Regions from separate parts of the Homo sapiens genome. Here region 2 is linked to region 1. A link is an interaction called in ENCODE POLR2A ChIA-PET data of the cell type or tissue named here. Cell type or tissue: CD4-positive, alpha-beta T cell. All regions are shown on one strand.

Evidence for each region. ChIA-PET counts read pairs that join two places held together with the same protein. Peaks named below come from ENCODE experiments on the same cell type or tissue, not always from the same donor. Only the 100,000 strongest peaks of a DNase experiment are listed, where the experiment ranks them.
Region 2: POLR2A ChIA-PET joins it to region 1 with 5 read pairs; 1 of 35 experiments calls an interaction of 5 or more read pairs at or near these places.

What each region holds. Positions count from the first base shown.
Region 1 is chr3:115,162,523-115,167,522 of GRCh38, reverse strand. No RefSeq gene overlaps it. Among named protein-coding and RNA genes, the nearest start is that of ZBTB20, 18 kb to the right of the region's middle. In CD4-positive, alpha-beta T cell, no CTCF peak of the experiment used is centred here; DNase peaks (open chromatin) are centred at 1,602 and 2,092; H3K27ac peaks cover 1,855 bases.
Region 2 is chr3:115,040,302-115,045,301 of GRCh38, reverse strand. All of the region lies in intron 2 of ZBTB20 (zinc finger and BTB domain containing 20), which reads left to right. Among named protein-coding and RNA genes, the nearest start is that of ZBTB20-AS4, 58 kb to the left of the region's middle. In CD4-positive, alpha-beta T cell, a CTCF peak has its summit at 4,438 (motif pointing left); a DNase peak (open chromatin) is centred at 4,441.

The DNA.
Region 1 (5,000 bases):
AAATTCTTCCTCCATCCCCATTCCCCATATCTTGGCATTTTACAAGTCTCATGGTCACTGGACCTGCACTGGGAGAACACAGCTGTAACTCCAAAATGATTGAGTTTCCAACACTCAGCAGAATGGGGTCTCACAATCAAAATTAAGTTCAGTTGATAAATGTGATTAATAGTTATATTTCTTGCAAGCTGACTGTGTTGACTGAGACTCAAGCCCAAATCTCCGTCACTTTTTGATACCCCACTATTAGGTATGGCACCAATCACTACAACCTCCAGCCCCCACGAAAAATATATTCAGAATTGATGGGAAAAAATTGAGGTTAAAAACATGTCTACACAGTATGAATGTTTTCAAATAGTTGTCCTATTGATGGAAATAATTTTGCATCATGTGTTTTAGTTGGTAGTAAAAGGAAGCCCAAATAGTTGATCCATAAGCTCTCTATGGTCACGTCCTCACCAGATTGACCAAATTTATAGGCAGAATAGCAGCAGACCCAAGTTTCTGTATTTATATTTCTTACTTGAACTTCATGATGAAAAACATAAAACTGTTCTGAGTTATTTTAACATTAAACACATTCATCCTTGGAATTGGAAAATGCTAATGCTTTCCTACGCCCATATGCCGAATAAAATTGAAAGTAAACAGAGCTAGCATATTTTGGGAATTGCTACTATAGTCATCAAAGCAATTAAAAACTCATTTCAAGGTGGTTATTATAGTAGTATTTGTTGTTATTTATATGTCTCAAGTAGGGGCACTTCTGTAGTTGTACATTATACCACATATATTATCAGTATAAAAACCAAGAAAACTTATCCATTTCATAAATATCAGGATTAGTTCTTAAGGCCTAAAATTTTCAGCTCCAACATCTTAAGGATGAAGTCCTTCCTATACTATCACAAGTTTAATATTTTGAAATAAAATTGCATTTATGGTCATAAAAGTATAATAGAGTAAGAATAATAATGTTTGATTATTTGACTCATACCTACATGAATTTCCATTTATTTGATTAGACTGCCATAACCTTCTCATAAATTAAAAGTCTTTTAAAGAATCAATAATATAATTTGTCCCAGACTATAACATTGCTTACTCTGTCTGGTATATTTGTTTACCAATGTACAAGGAGGAAAAAAATAAACTCTGTTGTAAGAACCTTATTTCCATTACGCTAAATATTATCTTAAAATTCTTAATAGAATAAGACTTTGCTATAAAGTTCCTCAGTAGGTCAATATTTTTCCCATACTTATATAATTGTTTTTATATGAGAATTTAACTCTTCAACCACAGGGTAAACACATGGAGGACAGAGAAAAAATGTTGTACAGTGTTCTTTATACCACTAGGTATTATACACTTTTGTAGGTCTGAGCTATACTTTATGTCTGGGAAAATCTCATTCTATATCTCAAGGAGCTTTATGTGTACTCCTCTCTTTTCCTTGCAAACATGTGATCCATAGAGTGCCGAGAGAAAGTGCTATTTACATAAAATTAAGCCAAAATTGAACAGCTTGTGATAGGCAAATCACAAAAGTGGCTGTCATCCTTACAAATGCCCTAAGCATCTTCGTGGTGACCGTTCATTTCCTGTGAAAGAATGAAAGTCTCTGTGTAGTCTAAACCTACTCCAGGAAACTATAACAGCTACACTGACATTTCCAACCAACCTCATAAGGCCAAGATTCTTCCCCAAAAGGAGTCCTGATCTTGGATTCTGGGTTTTGACCTAGGTCATACCTTATACTCTGTGTGTATTTCCTGATTCTGTCAAATAGACATGTTGTCCTACATTTTCCACAGCTTTCCATGAGTGCTGCCTGATATCATGGAAACACATTAGAAGGTCTCGGCTACCAGTAAATAGACTTGCCCTTCTAATAGATGCTTGGGCTCCTTTCCTTGTGGTTTTAACCCCTGGTTTTCTATTTCATTGGATTTATCAGCTAAACTCAGAGTCTAGAGCAACAGGGATTGAAATTTTTGTATGTGTACTTACGTAAGAAGATACCATCTTCATCAGAGGTTTTGGTTTGATGAGTCTTGTGGGTTGTTTACAGTCTGTCTTGGGCTTTAAGGAAGTCACCTGTTTGCTGGAGTGAAGTCTGGCAGCTTGAGGGCTTGTTATGGCCACATCCCCATTCTGGTTAAAGCTAACAAATCTACAGACTCATTTTGAGCAAATCTGCCTATGTCAGTTAACTCTTGCTATGTGACAAAGGACCCCTAAATCTCAGTGGTATTTATTGAGCCCATACATCAGTTGGTTCACTAGAGGTTAGCTGATCTAGGGTGGGCCCATAGGGGTGATCCAGCTGAAACACTTATGTATACCCTATACGTCTCTCATTCTTTTCTGGCCCAGAAAGCTGGTACAGGCCTGTTTTTCCTTTGGCAATGGCAGAAATGCACAAAGATAAGAAGAAACACACAAGTCCTCTTCACTGAGACTCTGGCATGTGTCATTCTTTTGGCCAAAATAAGTCACGTGACCAAGCACAAAATTTAATCAAATAATGAGAAAATATATTCTGCCTCTTCAGCAGGAGGAATGCAAAGTCCCATGGCAAATGGCACAGATACAGAATGAGTAAATAACTCCATTAATGCAAATTACCACACTGCCACAGCTTCTCCTTGCTGTGAACCACAGAATCACACTCCTTCATACCATTGACTGAGTCAGGAATCAGCATCTGATCCAACAGCAACCTTCTACTGTGGCTATCAACTTATGAGGTAGCCCAATACAAGAGTTCTGTCCAGTAAGAGAACTTGGTTTCCACCTAGGTGCTTAGAATAACCATACTATGGAAGTGCAAAGCTGTTGGCAAATATGGCTTCTACCAGTGGATGCAGAAGCAAAGGGAATTAATATGTACCTTTCCTGGAGTGGTAAGAAACTGTATTTCTTAACTCTGTCTCTTTGCTAGGAAGCTTCCTGTCTAATTACTGTGAGGCAGGAAGTGGCCAAAAGTCAGCTTATATTAATCTCTACCCTGAGACATATCTTTGTGTAAAGACCCACTCAGTGGTGAGAAAAAAACTGCTCCTGGCCTCACCTCCAGAACCAGAAAATTAGTGCTAATCAGACTAATTAAATGCTATGAGCGTTTTTGGGCTCCCAGTCAGATTTTTTAAAGTTATATTAAAAAATGGGTAAAGATAAGGCCTGCTTGTAGTTATTATCCAGGCCAATACTTTTATATTAGATTCTCTCCTCCCTACTCTTTTAAGTTAGATTATTGTTGATCATTCAGGACATGGTGCCAATCCTTCCTTGACATGGAGTCTCATTAGGTTATCAATTCCACATCAAATACTTTGTTCTTTGATCTCCCAGAGAATTTACTAGCTACATGCTTACTGCAATTTTTGTGTTGGTTATGGGACCCTGCCACACACTAACACACAGCACTGTGGAAGGGGCATCCCAAGGGAGTTGTGTCCTTCATCAGAGATCACACTCCCCCATCCCCAATTCTAAGAAACACCCCTGGCCACAGATAAGGAAGTCAGGAACAGTCACCTGACACAACACCAGCTAATTCACCCATTAGCCAGTGGCTGGGTGAGAAAGCTCAGCCTAAATGAGATTTGAATAATTAGCTATGTCAAACAGATTTAGTCTCAGAAATTTGAACTTGAGCTCTAGAACAGGAGTAAGGGGTAGAAGACAGAGAGAAAAGTAACCTCAGAGAGTAGCCACAGTATGTCAATGGTAGACCACTGGTGCAGGGATCCTTCAAGCTCCCTTGAATCCAGAACAAGACTCCAGCTCCTATCTTCCTATTCATGTGTGGCATGAACTTTTACCCTGGAGCTCCATGACATCCCATCTCTCTTATCGCTAAATGAATTCTAATAAAAACCCCCAGTAAGTCCATGGCTGGAAATTAAAATAACTAACAAAACAGCCATTGATTACATGCTCTATTGTGTCTTTTGTTGCATGTTGTATGCCTGTCTTCCTATCTAGTGAGACTATTAGCTCCTTAACAGCAGAAATATCTATCTTCTCCAGGAAGCTAACACAGACATCTAACACATTGAGATCCTCAGGAAGAACATAAATTGGATTGACAGCAGTCCCAAAATTCTCTCTAAAATCAATTTTAAAATTATACCAAAATGTATTTGTTATGTGCTATTTTCAAAAATTACAGCTGAATTCTTTCTTTCAGGTGTGGGATGTCCTACAAGATGGCTTCCTTGACAGCAGAAAGAACAGAATAGTTTAACTAATCTATTATTTTCTCCAGCATTTGACTTACCTCCACTAGAGCAGAGACTAGGCCAGTAACTTCCTTAGACCACTTCTACGTGTTCACAACACCAAATATCTGCTGGCAAAACTTTTCATCCCTCAGTTCTTTGCAAAAATAAAAATCATACCTGGAGGTGAAATGAAAAACAACAACAACAAAAAAGCCTACAAAGAGTCATTGTGAGAAATGAGGGTTAGCCAGAAAATATTGGGCAAGCATATTGTCAGTTGTATGAACTCCCCTCCACTAGCCACACCCACTCTGGGAAGCTGAAGCAGAAGAGGTGGGATATTATCTCTCAGCCTTCATCTGCACACTGCATTCTGCCAGCACACTAGAGGCTTGTTATAGGTAAGTATACAGAGTAACTCTACAAGGCTTAAATTTTTCTCAAGTCTATGCTATTTTGACATTTCAAGGTATTAATCTTTAATAGAAAAGATAAATCAAAGGCAGGTTACCTCGGAAGTATTTTATTTAGCAATATTCTTAAATTACATCTTACAACTTTGATCCTTCTCTTTAAGTCTATACTTGAATCTGAAACTGAATTTAAAAGTTTTACAACTTTTAAAATTCAACTTTAACTTAAAAAATATTCAATACAGAAACAAGAAAGGCAACAATATATTTTAAAAATGTATTCAGGATCAAAATACTTGCTATTTTTTCTAATTAAAAATTTTGCCTAATTATTCTTCCTAATCTCAGAGAC
Region 2 (5,000 bases), 120 kb after region 1:
TTATGTTTATATGCAGATATAAATAGGAACATATACTACATGTTTTTTAGTTTATTGGCATTAGATATAGAGAAATTGAATAAGAATGTTCAATATGACTAATTTAATGAATGGGATTCACGAGTTATTATAGGAAATTGTATGTTGGGTCCCACAGAGGCTTTTGTGGTCCTGTGTATGGCATGAAGATACTTCATTAAGGCTAACATCTATCACAGGAATGCTAAGTATGATTTGCTGCTGTATTTCCTATGTCTCATGGGTATAGCACATTGCTGGCTGCGATTGATGTTTAAAGAGTGTTCTTCCTTTTCCTTATTCATAGGCATACCATTTCCTTTCTGTAACACCTACAGGTTTTACCAGTGCAGATCAACAGGAGCTCTAATAGCAATACCACCTACAAATGAGTACATACTGTGAGCCAGTCATTGTTCTGGATTCTTCTTAAGCATTATTTCATTTAATTCTCACAATATCCACATAGTGTAGTTATTCTGCCCATTTTGGGGATGAGGCAAATGAAGTTCAGATTGAAAGTAGCTTGTGTTCTCGATAACTTTGTTAAACAGTCTTAACAAAATGCTACCTCAGGTATGTTTTAAACTTGGCACTGCCAAATATGATTTAATTGGTGTAAGGCAGGGCTCTGGCATTGGTATGTTTTAAAAGGTTCCCAAGCAATTCTTCTGGTAGCCACCATTGGAAATCACTGATATAGATAATAACCAATTTCATTTTTTGCAAAATTTTAATAAGTAGTCATTAAAGTTTACAAACCAACATCATCTGGTTTAGCTGTCTTTTATTTCTTCACTGTCATTTATTTTGCCTTTCAAATTAGCCAGGTAATAAGACTGAACCACATTAGGCTTTGCCTTCTCATTGGAGGTCTGAAGCTTGGAAAAAAGTATGCCTGATACCTATAAATAAAATGAATGTATCTGTAAATCAAAATCAGCTCTATGGATTTAGTTTTGTTTTGTTTTGTTTTTCTCGCTGCAAAATAAAAGAGGGTGAACCTACGCTGGTTGGCTTGCAGTAAGAATACTAACATTTAGTCTTACGTGATTTGAAACTTCCTGGAGAGTGTAGTAGGCCATTCTTGTATTGCTATAAAGAAATACCTGAAGCAAGTTAATTTATAAAGAAAAGAGGTTTAATTGGCTCATAGTTCTGCAGGCTGTACAGGAAGCATGGTGCTGGAATCTGCTTGGTTTCTGGGGAGGCCTAAGGAATCTTACAGTAATGGCAGAAGGCAAAGGAGGAGCAGGTACTTCACATGGCAAAAGCAGGAGCAAGGAGGTGAGGAGGTGCCACATGCATTTAAGCAACCAGATCTCATGTGAACTTAGAGTGAGAGCTCACTTATTACCAAGGAGATGGTGCCAAGCCATTCATTAGGTATCAACCCCCATGATCCAAACACCTCCCACCAGGCCCTCCTCCAACACCGGAGACCACATTTCATCATGAGATTTGGAGGGGACACATATTAAAACCATAATAGACAATAAATTCTGAAAATAAGGGCTTATGAGTGCAAGGAATAGTGGGGAAATATTAGTGACAAAGAAAATGTGGAGTAAAACTTTATATCTCAAAATTCTACTCCTATATGTTAGATGATCTCTTTTTTTCTGGTTTCAACTACTTTTATTTATTTTATTATTTTATTTTATTTTATTTTATTTTATTTTATTTTATTTTATTTTATTTTATTTCTTTTTGAGACCAGAGTCTTGCTGAGTGTTGCCCAGGCTGGAGTGTAGTGGTACAATCTCGGCTCAGTGCAACCTCTGCCTCCTGGTTTCAAGCGAGTCTCTTGCCTCAGCCTCCCGAGTAGCTGGGATTACAGGCGGCTGCCACCACACCTGGCTAATTTTTTTTTTTTTTTTAGTTTTTAGTAGAGATGGGGTTTCACCATGTTGGCCAGGCTGGTTTCAAACTCCTGACCTCAAGTGATCCGCCCACCTTGGCCTCCCAGAGTGCTGGGATTACAGGTGTGAGCCACCATGCCTGGCCTTCAACTACTTTTTAAACAAATTATTAAAGAAGTTCTAAACTCTTAGAATGTATTTTCAGTGTTAAAACATGAAATAGGCTCATTAATTCTGATATAGAAATTTTATAGTTCAATATTTAAAGCATTATCAACATGACATTTTATGGGTAGAAGCAATATTTTCAGAGCTAAGGCTAGGAAAAGGACATGCATTTCTAGAAAGATGCAACCGAAAACTGGAAAGGCCAGAAATTATAGAGATAGAAGTTAATGAAAATTTTTACTAATGACATCTTCAGTTAACTATTTTCTCCCTTTGTATTAATAAGGCCCCAAATCTTAGATTTAATTTAGGATCTCAACACTTATGATCAAAGATATTAGTCCCCTTTCTTCTTTGCATACAAAAAATGGGGTATGATCATAAAGCATGGAAAAGATGTAGCTTATTGGTGAAGATCTCATGGACAATTTTCAAATTTGGAAGAAGTAAGTAAGTTTAGATTTATCTTTCTTGGTTTAATTGTGTCTTACCTAACAAATTAGCTCTCACTGTAAAATAAAATTTTAGTTTTTAATCCAAAAAGGGAAACCTGAAATGCATTTTGTATGAGTGTGGGTATATATGCTGAATTTGACCAGTTTGTAAATCAGTAAGTGGGTGGTAATTCAAAGTCAAACGAAAACTATTCAGTTGGTGAAAAGGGTGGGGTAAGAGAATATTTAATTGTTTTGGAATGTACTCAATAAAAATATTTCTTTTTTTAACTCTAGGAAAATACACTGGATACTTTGTTTCTAAACTCACTGTTGCACAAATAAATAAAGATGTTTTAAAATGAGCTCTATTCTTTTTCAAGACCTAAATGGAAGTTTCCTCTGCGTTTGAGCAGACTTCAGCTACTAATTTGCAGATGAACTGATGTGTTGGAAAGATTTTACGTATGGACCTTAACATGTTTTACCTTTTATAAAAAAGTGAAAATAATGTTTTAAAATTGGCATTTTTCTTCCCTGATGGCATAGAGTATATTGTGATAGGGTTTTAAGTAGTTGGAACACTAAATTGAGCTTTGAAAGAGAATGCTCCTATCAGCTCCTCTTTTTTCAGTTCCTCTGTACATCTCAAATTCCTGTATTGCTCTGTTGGTGACTTTTGCTTTCTTTCTTGTTTCATAATGCTAAAATGGCATGGTCTCAGTCTGGTTTAGTTTGTCTTGGTGGAGAGTATCAACAACAACAAAAACGATGACAGCTCTTGAGGGATTGGATTCTTAGCTGGGGATGGAGTGGCAAGAGAGGAAGGCAGAAATAAAAGTTACCTCCTATCTGTTAGAATAAACTCTTTAAAAAAGGAAAACTTTATTCTCATAATTCAGGCAGGCTCATTATAGCCGCTTTCCCTCAGGAAATAGACAGAGGTAGACCTTCCACACTACTAAATAAACAATTCTACTGTTGAGTATTCAAACTTTTGCGTCTAATTTTAAAGGCATGATGACATGGGGCAGAGATGGCTTCTCCATAGGGAATTTATAGTTATTTGGAATCTTTTACATCTTAAGTTACAAACTATTTTTGTGTTTCTTACTAATCATCTTGTTAACATATTATCAACCAAACATTAAAAATATATAGAGCTTCTCCAATGTAAATTCCTTGGTATAACTAAATATTGGTCATAATTTTCTTTGACATGTAAATTCTTCCAAAATAATTGTCAGAAACCATGGGCTTAATGAATATACAATCCAATTTACAGTATTTGCTCTCTGTTTATCACAGAATGGCATTAGAATCATTTGGTTCTATCATTTCCTTGTCTTAATCTTGTCCTAGTTCCCAATTGTTTTTCAGTTGTGAAACATGACAAAGTGAACCAAAGACTGGATTTGTAATAAAAAAACTAGAGTTTTGGTTTTGGTACTATTATTTATTAACTGTACCATATAAACTGGGAAAAACATTTACATGAGCCTCAGTTTCGTTCCTTGTAAAATGTGAATTGTAATGTTTGTCCATGTGGTAATGGTGGTAATTGAAGAAGAGGACAGATGGTGAATATAACATGACTTTATGAAGTTTAGGTGTTTTACACATATATGTATTATTATTTAAAGACGAATGGCAACTTCTGCAAGAGAAATTTAAGATTCCATTGAACTCAAAGTTGTATTTTTAATTTTATCCAAATATTTTTATAATCCTCAACTGCCTTTTCCATCATGCACCAACATGGGCTTTACCTCTTTTAAAAAATGCGTGTTCCCCTTACAGTAGTCTATTACTTCATGCCAATCAGTCTAAATAGTGCATATTCATTTAATGGGATTTTTGAATAAAGGAATTATTTAAGTCAAAAATACAGGCTCAGAAATAGTAACTGATATTATGAAGAATTGGGCACTCTATGCCGCCATCTAGTGCCCATTAATTTACCCTTGCTGGTGCCAGTAACTCGAGGATTCCACTCCCCCTGAAATGTTTCAAGGCAAAAACTAGTATTTATAGAAATGAGTTTCTCACACATGATGCACATATATTGTCTAAAATGCAAATGTAACCATGTTACCTTTCTACTTGAAAACATTTCTTTGTGCCCAAGATTAAACCCAAACACCTTAGCATGGCTTATATTGACCCCAAATATTTAGTCATGATCTACTTTGTCAGTCTTATTTTCACTCTTTCCATACTTTATACCTCACATTTCAGCTTTACCAAATTTCTTGCCTTTTTCACTAACCACACCATGTACTTTCATGCCTCTGAGTACATAATGCTTCTTCTGCCTGAAATATCATTCCATTCCCTTGCTATCTAGTTAAATCCTATTAATCTTTTAAAGCCCAGCTCAAATATCACCTCCTCAGTGAAGTCTTCCTTGATTCTTCTGGAAAGTTAAATGCCATTCCAGTGTGCTCCCAGAGCACAGGCTTCTAGAATAAGATCTTAAACTTTGAAAATGATTATTTTTGGGTGTCTACTTACCCTG